Linked DNA regions of Mus musculus: all the other regions are linked to region 1. A link is a contact called in ENCODE Hi-C or POLR2A ChIA-PET data. All regions are on one chromosome and are shown on one strand. The core of a region is the stretch at or near the end of the contact, and the rest is flanking DNA. Distances in the headings are between cores, read along the strand shown.

Region 1 (3,714 bases), core at 533-3,032:
TGGGAATGTTTGCCTCTCAATTGGGGGAGGTAGGGCCTGGAAGCCACTTTGCTTTGTGGCTTCTGTTTCCTGGGGTGAGTCACAACCATCCTTATTCCCTTCATTCACTCAGAAACTGTTCACGTTGAAAGCCTCCCCTGCCGGGCTTTTGAGTTAGAAACCTCTTTCCATTCTTACTCAGCTACCTTCTTCTGTGAATGACTCTTTCCTGCTCTCTCCCTCATCTCAGGGGGTGATGTAGGCTAGTAGCCCCTACTCTGCTGACTGCCCCCCAAGACTGATGGCTCCATGCTGGCCTCTGCATCCTTCCTCTGGGGAGGTCTGGGTTCCAGATATCTTTCTTGAAGCCAGGAATTGCTTATATCTTCTGGGACCCGCTTCGTTGGTGACCAGAATGTTGTCCACTGAAGAATGTCTTTCTTCAGTATGGGGGTGGGTAGGCTGAACCAAAGGCAGGGGTGAGACTCTGGAAGATAGAACTATACTCTTCAAAGTTACCTCCCCTAGGTCAGTCCCCAGAGGGTTGGTTGACAATACTTGCTGTCCTGGATCTTCTAAAAAACTTTGATACCCAGATAGACTGAAGATCTTCTGGTTGGTTAGCCCTCCTAAAGGCAGCCAAAACTGTACTCTGGCCTTCGTGTGTGTGTGTGTGTGTGTGTGTGTGTGTGTGTGTGTGTGTGTGTGTTCTTGGATCCACTTACTGTTCTGCCCTCCTCCACAAGCTGTGAGAGGATAAAGCATCATCTTCGCTTTGTTGTATGGCATAGGCTCCAGGTCCTCAGTAGAATTCCCAAGGTCAGAGGTATCTTCCAAGTAAAACCCTGAGTTCCTACCACCTGGTCCAGCATCACAAACAAGCCAGTTGCTGGCTCCAGCTTTCATTCCACACCTACATCACGATTCTGCTCAGAGTGAACTTTCTAGGGTAGGAGCTAGGTGGGTATGTTCTTAGGGGCGGTGTTTAGAGACAGGACTTCTGCTCTCTGAATTCTGCTCTCTGAACTCCCCCAGAGACCAACTCCAGCTGGGGCTCAGAGTGAGAGGGCTCTTAAAGAAGATTCTGGCTCTCGGGGTGTAGCCATGGTAGAGAGATCAGGGGCAATGTTCTAGTTGGGGTTCTGCCAGTTTGGGCAGAGGAGCTCCAGACCTCAGGCACAGCAGCAACACCTGATCCAGTAGAAGCATCTCCTGCATAGCCTCGGGTGGTGGTGAGGGTGAGGTGGGAAGTAAGTGTGTGTGTGTGTGTGTGTGTGTGTGTGTGTGTAGCAGAAAGCTGCAGCATCCTAGCCTAAGGGCCTAGCTCCTTCACAGTTTTGTGCCCGCTCTGGTGAACCAAGAGCACAGAAAATGTGGAAGGACACAACCCTTCCCCTTGGCACCATCTTAAAGATTACCTAAGGCAGGGGATGCTGGGCAGGGAACAGGAATGAAGGGATGAAAGGAGTCAAGTCCTTTTCCAAGTTTATGTGAAGTGTTATTTTCCTGGTGGGTGTTACTGTAAATGCTCTCCTTAGAAATATCAAATGGTCGCTCTTTTCTCACTCAGAATGCCAGGTCTCTGGGCAGTGCTGTGCAGCGCCCTATGGTGCGCCGGGTTGGCGGAGCAGGCTCAGGTTCAAGCAGCCACAGAGGCGGAGCGCGTGTGTCCTCCAGAGCAGCTAGAGAGGCCGGAGGGGATGGGCGGGGCCGGGCGCGCGTCCGTTGCCAAGGCCGCGCGGCCCTAGAGACCGGGTGCTGGTGGCACGCGCAAGCGCGGTGGCGAGCTGCGGTGCACTGTGGGATGGGAGACCGGCGCGCCGGGACGGCGGGCATCTCGGGGCACCGGGCAGAGGCGCGGCGCGCGAGGAGGGGCGCGAGCGGTCGCGGGCGGCAGCGCCATGAACGCCGCAGTGGTGCGGCGGACGCAGGAGGCTCTGGGCAAGGTGATCCGGAGGCCGCCGCTCACCGAGAAGCTGCTCAACAAGCCACCGTTCCGCTACCTGCACGACATCATCACCGAGGTAGGCGCGGGCTGGTGCGCGTCAGGTTGAGGTGGGGTGAGGGTAGGGGTAGAGTGCGGAACGGGTTAAGGGTCCGGGTAGTGGCGGGACGGGTTGAGGGTTGGGGTAACGGTGTTGAAGGTTATGGTTAAGTGCGGGACCGAGCGAGTGTCGGAGTGAGGGTCCGGGTAGGGTGAGAGTCGAGGTAGGATGCGCGTCTGAGTAGGATTCGTTTCGGGGTGAGAGTCAGAATTAGGGCCGGATCAAGGCGAGTGACCAGGTAGCGTGAGGATCGCGTTGAGGGACCGGGTAGTGTGAGGGGCGTTGTAGGATGCCAATCAGGGTTTGGGTCGAAATGAGGATTAGTCTCAGATGAAGGTGAGGATCAGGGTCAATGGTAAGGTCTGTGTGGCTCCGAGTGCTGATTGGATTGAGAGTGCGTTGAGGGGTGGAGGTGCAGGTCCAGGTCCAGGTGAGGGTCAGGGTTAGGTTCCAGTTGGAGTCAGGGTAGAGTAGCGGGTGCTGGTCTAGTGGTTTGGGTGGAGATAGAAGGCCCGGGTCAGAGTCTAGGTCTGTGGGTTAGGGTGCTGGAGCCAGAAGGTGAGGCTGAGAGGAGGTAGAGGCCCGGGCTGACATCGGTTTATTGAGTGTGAGCCTCGGGACAGGGTCTAGGCTCAGGGTCAAGTTGCTGTTAGGAGCTGGAGGTATGTTGGGGCTCTGGAATTGGGCTGTGCTTATACTTGAGGCCTGGGTAGGGTGCAGGTCCTTGTCTGGGACCTTCTGAGCATTCAGTGGTGCCTTCCATGTTAGGTTCCCAGGCCCACTAGGTCTTGGGACCTGCCTTACTTTACTTCTCCCAACCTGCAGCACTTACCATTATGTCTCTTTAGAGCTTGTCTTCTATTTGTTAGTGAGTCTCCAGGAAGCTGCATTGGATGAGGTACATAACATTGTACAACAGTTACAATTGTGTGGAGTCTGTCTGGGCTCTTGGTAACCCCAAGAGTGTCACTGCAGGGGGTACACAGAATGGGCATGGTACTCCAGAAGGTGCTGTGGAACTTGGGGTATGGTTGGGACTTAGAAGTCCAGAGCTCAAGGTCTCTCCCAGTGTTGACCCTCAGACTTTCTCGTCTCAGTAGGTTGAGCACTGTAGTCTACCCTTCTCGTTACTCATTTGGCCCTCCTACCTTAGCTTGTAATAGGTACTGTCTCGGAACATGGCCCTGTCTGTTAATCTTACATGTGTCCAGAAATGCTCAGGAATCCACCCACATCCCAAGGTGCTCTGCCGCCTGGTAGTCTCCTCTCCCAGTCTGTGAGGCGTTTGTAGCCTATCCTGGAAGGTCTGAGGAAGGGACTGGTGGTGTGGAGAGCCCTGGGAAGCAGGCAGTTGCCACTCTTCAACAGTGAAGGAGTCAAGAAGACTCAGGCATCATGGCACCGGCCTATCACAGTGGAGACTGCTAGGCCTGTGTTTTTATTCTGTTAGTACCCTCAGCCCATGGCTTACGGGGAGTGCTACTCAGCCTCAGATCACTCAGGAACGGAGTGGGGCTTATGGGAGGGAAGAGGAAAGAAGTGGGAGATGACTGTTGACAGGTAGACAGGTGAGGAGTGAGGGCTGCTTTTCTTTTAGACTTTACTGGATCCAGTGGTGAAGCCGGTCTGTTTTGGTATGAAGGTACGTACATTAGCTGTCACCTCCTTGATAAGGAAGGCTGTCAGAGTT
Region 2 (3,714 bases), core at 698-3,197, 46 kb after region 1:
TGGATCTCAATGAGTTAAGGCAAGACTCATTTACATATCAGCTCTGGGCCAGCCAAGGGCTAGTAAGATCTTGTCTCCATTTGCCCTACCCCACCCCCAAACCCCTTTTAAAAAGTATTCACTTCCTATTCCTCCTGAGATAGAATAGAAAGGCAAATCATGGAGGTATGAGGAGGAAGAGGAGCCCTTTACCTTTACTGAGGAATTTGGTTGAAGCCTCTTGCCAACAGAGAAGCAGGAATTCCAGCACAATTAACTGCTTAAAGCTTTCCTCCCTCCGCACTTATGCACCTGCAATTTTCCAGGACTCTCACTAGAAACTTTTACAGGAAATGGACATGCACAAAACTCATGCAATCAGTGGCTCCTGGCTTTATCAGATTATAATTCCATCCAAGGTATGTCTGAAGCCACCCCATAATCTCATAGACACACACACAAACACGAGAGAGAGAGAGAGAGAGAGAGAGAGAGAGAGAGAGAGAGAGAGAGAGAGAGAGTGTTAGTTTCTGAGTACTCTTGAGATCTAAGTTGAGAGCCATCAAAATGGTGTATATAGTAGCTAGTGCTAAGGATTGTGACTCCCTTGAGGAGCTATACTTGGGTGTGTCTTCCATAGTACCTCTCTTCTAAGTCTTTAGGTTAAAGTCTAATGTTAAAGTATTTTAAATAAAACCTCAACATTGCTTCCATTAGTCTTAACAAATTTTTTTTTTCCCGAGCCAAAGCAGTAAGTCCAGTTTTGCTTGAGTTTTGGTCTCAACGAAGTTCTCAGGCTAGGGTGACAGCCTGGAGTTTTATCTCTGTCCCCTCACCCGTGACACTCCCTTTTCTGGAAGCAAACTGACACCTACTATTCCACTCTGTTTCCGAAGCTGATTCCTTTAGTGACCTATGTGTGGAAGAGTGCATTATTTGTTCGTTATTGCTGGCTTATTTCACTGAGCAGAGATCCTCCAGGGTTGGCCATGTTGTAACCTGGGGCAGAGGCTTTTTAAAGGATATATGGATGGCCACGACACCACATTTTGATGCGCATTTGGGTGGTTTTACCCTTGAGGTATCCCAGCCAGGGATGTGCAGCCGTGGAGCAGAGCCATAAGGCTGAGCCACCTCTGGCTCTTTGCCTTGCAGCGTCATTGGTGTCACCTGTCCCTCGTGCCAACGGTGTTATCAAGACCAAACACCACTGCAGGAATCTCCCCGCTCCCCTCAAAACCCTCAGAGCCCGTGGCTCTGTTCCAGGATGCCTCACACAGCTCCACAGACCTGTGCAACTGAGCCAGTCTGGGCACGAGGATTTGTTGGGCACCTATAGTCGCTAGCTCCCAGCTGGTGTGCCATGACCACACAAAGATGCAGACAAGTCACAGCCGCGGTGTTGGAGACTGTGGCCTTGCCTCCATCTCACAGGACAGCGGGGCGCTTCTGTCTCCTTAAGGCGCGGTCTCCCCCCGGTCCACTGGGGTCCTCCCCCTGCAAGGTACCTTCCCTAAGTTGTGTAGAGGAGAATGAAAGGACCCGACAGCGTCCATGCTTAAGAACTGTTCGTAACGCAACGCACACAGTGTGACCGATGTAAAATCGGGAGTGCTTGAGGGAAAGCCACTCTGTCAACACGCCTTGACCAAGTTACAGACACTATTGGCTCCATGGAGACATTCTGGGCTGCCTTCGTCTAACACAACTTTGCAAGTCACCGACTCGGAAGGCACCGTTTGGAGTCTCGTAGAAAGGACAGCAGCGCAGCCCCACGTCACTCAACACCCTTCAGCCGCTGCGATAGCGGACCACAGTCCACTGGGCCGTAACGGTCCCGCCCACGTCCCGCCCTCCAGTGGGCGGGAACAGAATCGACCAACCAGGAGTTCCTGAGGCATGCAAATAAGCCTCCGCCCCCAGAGGAAAGGCGTTTCCCCAGAAGCTGCTGCTGTTGCCTCGGGAGACGCAGTTTGGTCAACCCCGCTAATCAGCAATCAAGTCCGTTAGCCAGGCCGGAAGTGGAGACCCCAGCACCCTCCGTCCGGAGCAGGAAGTACGAAAAGGAGGCTCATACTCCCCGGAAGCCGAGCCCTGGACACGCCCACCTGCCGGAAACGCCGGCGGTGCTTCTCTGACAGCGTTGCTCTCTGACAGGATTGCTGCGGAGGTGGACAGGCGGCGGGGTCAGGGCGGAGGCTGAGGACCAAGTAGGCATGGCGGAGGGCGGGACCGGCCCCGATGGACGGGCCGGCCCGGGACCCGCAGGTAACGTGCGCGGCTAGGGGTAGTAGGGAGCGGGGTTGCGTCTTGGGGTCAGAGTGTCCCTTGGGCGTCCGGGACTCGGGTCCTCGGTCCTCGCAGGCCAGATCCGAGGAATCGCGCCCGGGGTCAGTAAGTGTGGACGTTAGGCTCCGCGCGGCCCTAGGCGCGCGCCCCCGCTCCTGCCTGGCCTCTCGTGGACATCCCTCCCACGGAGGTTTCTTTCTGGTGGAGCTAGCCTTGTAACTGCCACCCTGTTAGCCCATCCCCGTCAGCGATGACCCTGGCTGGACCATGGGGTTCGGATCTTCTTCCAGGTATGAGCTCACTGGTCAGTAAGGGCCCTCAGAGGTCAGCCTTCGTGCGGACAGGTTCCCTTTCCCCATCCCGCCAGCCAGTCAGCGCAGTAGCTACTGGACAAACGTCCTCCGCCCCACCTCCACCCACCTTAACGACAGTGCTGTCCCCAGAGAGCTTGCTAGTGCCACAACTCTTACAGGGGCGCTTGACCCACCTGCAGAAAAAGGGTGACACTTGCCACCTGCCTTAAAGCTGCTCCACTTTGCAGTGCTGCTACAATGGAACTAACAATTCCCAGGAGAGTTTCCTGGTACGGCGTCCACCTTGGGGTCTTTCTGAACCTGCTGGTAGGTGTTTGGTAGGTGTGCTTCTGCACCCATCTCTGATTTTAGAGTTCACTGAGCTCTCTTCTGTATGCAGAAAATCTGAGAAAGCCACAATGTTGGTACAGTCTCTTGTCATTCCTCCCTCCATCAATTCAACAAACTTTGTGGATGATGTCCTATTGGCCTGACTCACCTGGGGCTATCGGGGTGACATGAAAAAGCAAGGCAAGGCCTCTACCACCAAGAGCTTTGGTTGTCATTGAATTTGATCTCAGGGACAGACAAGATCTTTGAGTGGATTGACCTGTCATGCAGGAATGAGAAATGGGAGAGAGGTGGTTGGTCAAAGGGTAGCTATTTCTTAAGGTACAGAATAGTCCTGTGGAAGAAAAAGTGGTTTTGCACCCCACCCCGACCCCAGTGTTGTTTTAGTGTCTGTTCTGTTTGTGTGTTTCCAGCTTGGGTAGAGGCACAGGTCTTCAGTGGGTAGTTGGATTAGATGATCAGAGAAGTCCGAAATTGAAATGGCTTTCGGCTCTAGAACTGGAGGAGATTCTGAAGGTCTGTTGGCCTGGGCTGGGAGTGTAGAGGAGAGGTGAGCTAAGGGGGTCCAGAGACTTTCCGAAGTCCTCTGGTGCCAGCCATTTTCCTAACAGTTACCCGGTACATCTGAATCCTCCCCAACTCTGGCTTTAAATTTTTATACTGTGCTGTAGTTACAGTGATGAAAGGAGGACCTGGAAGCGCCTTACAGATCCATTTCCAGGCTAGATAGATGCCTGCCTGTTGGTCTGCTGTGCACCAGAGTGAACCGAATAGGTTTTTGTGAACCTTGTGCTGCCTTGGT
Region 3 (3,714 bases), core at 567-3,066, 35 kb before region 1:
TGGAGCCGGGGGTCCACTGAGATTGGAGGAAATTATACCATTATAATAGGCTCCCATACCTCTCAGGGTTTTCTAGGTTTGGAGTTTGAGAGAGGAGCTGTATAAATATCAGGAACCTCTCCTAGTTCATTTAAGCACAGCAGCTACGTCTCACACAGGGACGTTATGTGACACCAGCAGGGTTTCACAAACTTCTCACATCTTAGTTAGGCAGGTGCCTGAGAAAAGGGTCTGCAGATACAGAACTCCAAACGTGCACAGGGCCAGATCTCAGAGACTGTCTCAGATGAGGAAACTGGAGCCCAGGGTAAGCCGAGGTACCCAGTAGCTGCCAGCTGGCTGATGCAGGGCTCCCTCATTGCTCAGTACTCCAGCCTCCACACACAGCCTGAGCTGCGCCACTTATGTACCAATGAATCACACCAAGATGACAGTGACAGATAACTGCAGCCACCCACAGTACCATTCCATTCGGGCACACTGTACAGCTACCATTAAAATAAAGGAGTCCCTGGCTTTCTTAGATTCCAACAACGTACACAAAGTGGTGCTTTCCATATCTTAAAACACACACACACACACACACAAAACCGACTTTTTTAAATTAAAGCCTTGAGGCAGACAGACTCTGGTTATCAGACGAATCCGACCTAGACTCCAGAGACTAAGACAGAGTGGACATGCTTCCCTTCAGGTTTGCACCTCTGGTAAGCATGTGGACCAAGGAGGAGAAACAGATCCTGAGACTGCCAGGCCTGGTTTTTACAGTGGTACAGCTTGCCAGCCTGTGGCTGTGCCTCTTCAAGCTAGGGGTTACCCTGGATGATTTCCAGGGAGCCTTCTGGCTCCCTTGTTCCGTATGAATCAGCTTTCCAAACTGGTTCCTTGTGTATACGTTACAGAAACCCTGGCAACCAGGGTTCTTGCAGAAGAAGCAGGCCACCGCCCACCTCTTGGTCCATGTCTGTGCTTGGCAGCCAAGGTATGTCTCAAAGGATGACGATGTGACTGCTCCAGCTTAAGAGTGGACCTCTCCCCCCTCTCCTGACATACTCCCAGTCCATCTGGAGACAGGAAATACTGGCGTGGAGGATGCCACGGAAATCAAAGTGGGTGGACAAAGTGGTCTCCCTGACATAGGGGCGGGGAGGGGCAGGTGTGGCTTGGCACTGGGTATTTCTCTGTTTAACCCCTTTCCCACCGCTGGGAGTCAGTGCCTACCAGTGGTCCTTCCCCCAGGGCCAGACTTGACTCTCTGAACTCATAGCAGGAAGCCAGCTCCTTAGGGGACCCTCTGGACCCATCCTAGGAACAGTTTGCACTGACCCTGGCTTCCTTGGACAGCACCATGGGAGTCGGCGTGCTCAGTCTGGTGTCGTGATCACTCAATGTCTCTGTGTCCTCGGACAAGATGCCTAACTAATCTCTCCGACCTCAGTGCCTAACCTGAGAAATGGGGACAGCAGTGTGAACCTGGAAAAGGGTCACCGCGCAGTTCCATCTACATTCTGCCGAGTTGCAGCCGTTTGCACAGTCGGCAACTCCTGGCTCAGGACCCCAGCTCCAGCTGTCCGAGCCGCCGGTTACGTAAGACGACCACGGCCGTCCAGGTCCGCGCCACCGCCCAGCACCGCGCCACCGCCCAGCGCCGCGCCACTCACCGCTTCGCCGCGTCAACCCGCGCGTCTGTCCCTTGCTCGGCCCGTCACTTGGTGCGCTCGGCCTGCGCCGCAGCCGCCCGGAGCCGCTAGTCCCAGTAGCGCCGCTGCCGCCGCGTCGCCCTCCGCTGTCACATAGTGGAAAACGTGACCGCGCGCGCTGAGCCCGCCCCTGCGCGCGCCATTGGTCGGAGTGCCACCTCATTTGCATACTGGCGGGGCGGAACCTGAGAGCTACGCTCATCAATTGGTGGAGACGCCCGTCGCTCTCTTTACATAAGACGCACATGGAACTCCATGTTCGCCGCCCGGGTTCCTCAATGAAGATGCTGCGCGCTCTTGCGCCCCCCCGCGCCCGGGCGAGTAGGCTCGTCCACTTCCGGCCTGCGGGACTTCCATTCACCTGGCACGGCGGTGGCCCGCTCGTGCAGCCCCGGAGTGGCGCGTACCACTGCGGCGCGGGGGAATGGTGCTTGGCCGCTGCGCAACTCACAGCCGGCAGAGACCAGGGCCACCGGCCTATCACCTGCGACGACGTGACCAGCCTCGGTAATCCGAAGGACCGAGAATGCTCTCTGCTGACACCTTTCGCTCATCCAGCCCAGTTCATTCATTTCCCCTCTCATTCATTCATGGCGAGACGCTTGAGGGCAAATAGGACGGCCCCTCTGGATCTGCTGCTGAGCACCTTCCCAGGACAGGCTGGGTGACCCTAGGACAGGCCCCCCAGGCTGACCGTCATTCCAGATGGGCCAAAGCACAAAACTCCCACTTAGCCTTTCTTGTTTCTGAAACTGCGTGTTGCTAGTTAGTGTTGATTCAGGAAATAAGGTCATAATTGCCGTGCAGAGATACAAAGGAAAGAAGTGATTTCTTCCTGCCCTCAATCACATAGGGAGAGAAGACTGACGTTCTACAGGGAAGCTTAACCAAATGCGGTGGTGTAGTTTATTAACCTTACAGGAACTATGGAAGCGGGGTGTGCATCTGGAACAGCAGGGCTTTTCTGAAGTGGAAGCTACAGACACTAGCTAGTCAGGGGAGGGTACTCCTCCAGTGATAGGACAGCCCTGCCCCTGTGGAACCTTGGTTGAAGCTATTTGGTTCTTTCAAGAGCACTGTCTGGAAGCCTACTAAAGCGTTCAGGCTCCTGTCCAAAGGGTCAAAGGAGGGAGTAGAAGTTTCCTCGGAGCGGGTTTGAGGCTGACAGAGAACAACCTAAAGACTCATGCAAGGTGTGATGGAGAAGGCAAGCTTGTCACGTCTTCCAAGGGTAAAAAGGTCATTTGTCATTGCCAGGGAACTTGAAGCCTAGTAGCATCCACTACTCTGAATCTTCCCCTGGGGTGTCCTAGGAACCAGGAATGGAAAGGAGGCAAACATTAGCAACAGAAGTCTGCTAACAAACTGAGCTGCTGGTGTACACAGCCGGCTAACCCACATTCAAGAATTCCGTGTGGGAGCTACTTCTTTCTGTCTGCCTGGCAGGACAGGCATGCAATTCCTCAGATGCAGATGGGGGCAGAGACTAAGTTCATTTCAGCAGCCCTTTCCAAAGAAGCCCTGGGAAGCCAGATGTTGACTCACACTGCAGGGGGCAGGGCAGCACCTCTGGTTCCTCTGACACTGACACCTCACCACACTCCCCAACACACACAAACACTGAGCAGAGCTGGGCCAAGCTGCACCCTGCACACACCCAAAGGGCCTTTTGTTTCCTCGCTTACATTGACGGCAATGGTGGCTACATTGTTCTGGAAACAAGAGTACACAGCTCATCCACCTGGCAGAGTCTCCTTCATGCTCAGCTTTTTCTTGTCTTGCTCTACATTTGGCCTGCAATGTAATGTCACAGTTCCTCCCTAAGTTTAGCCTTTTCTATTTCCACCAGTAAGTCTAGAAAGACATAGTAATCAATTCTTTTGGAAACACAATACTGTGGGGACTCTAGAACTCTTTGGAATCTAATTTGTCTCTGGTTTTGGTTGGATTCTTCTTTCTTTTCTTTCTTTCTTTCTTTCTTTTTTTTTTTTTTTTTTTTTTTTTTTTTTTTTTT

The links. Hi-C counts contacts between places; a loop is a spot of excess contacts on that map. ChIA-PET counts read pairs that join two places held with the same protein, here RNA polymerase II (POLR2A).
Region 2: a loop to region 1 is called in a map of heart, with 3 times the contacts of the local background. The contact joins the promoter of Asb1 here to the promoter of Traf3ip1 in region 1. A Hi-C loop is called at or near these places in 2 of 37 maps with a recorded cell type or tissue (T-helper 1 cell and heart). POLR2A ChIA-PET finds 5 or more read pairs at or near these places in 1 of 5 experiments (Patski).
Region 3: a map of T-helper 2 cell shows a loop between it and region 1 (1.9-fold over the local background). The contact joins the promoter of Per2 here to the promoter of Traf3ip1 in region 1. A Hi-C loop is called at or near these places in 3 of 37 maps with a recorded cell type or tissue (T-helper 2 cell and heart). POLR2A ChIA-PET finds 5 or more read pairs at or near these places in 2 of 5 experiments (Patski and embryonic stem cell).

What each region holds. Positions count from the first base shown.
Region 1 is chr1:91,492,886-91,496,599 of GRCm38, forward strand. Traf3ip1 (TRAF3 interacting protein 1) reads left to right here and starts at 1,783. Exons shown (of 15, transcript NM_028718.2): 1 at 1,783-2,003. The coding sequence starts at 1,881.
Region 2 is chr1:91,538,618-91,542,331 of GRCm38, forward strand. Asb1 (ankyrin repeat and SOCS box-containing 1) reads left to right here and starts at 1,948. Exons shown (of 5, transcript NM_001039126.2): 1 at 1,948-2,247. The coding sequence starts at 2,196.
Region 3 is chr1:91,457,512-91,461,225 of GRCm38, forward strand. It overlaps Per2 (period circadian clock 2), which reads right to left and starts at 1,817. Exons shown (of 23, transcript NM_011066.3): 1 at 1,662-1,817. It overlaps Gm35591 (a long non-coding RNA gene), which reads left to right. Exons shown (of 3, transcript XR_003948694.1): 3 at 1-259.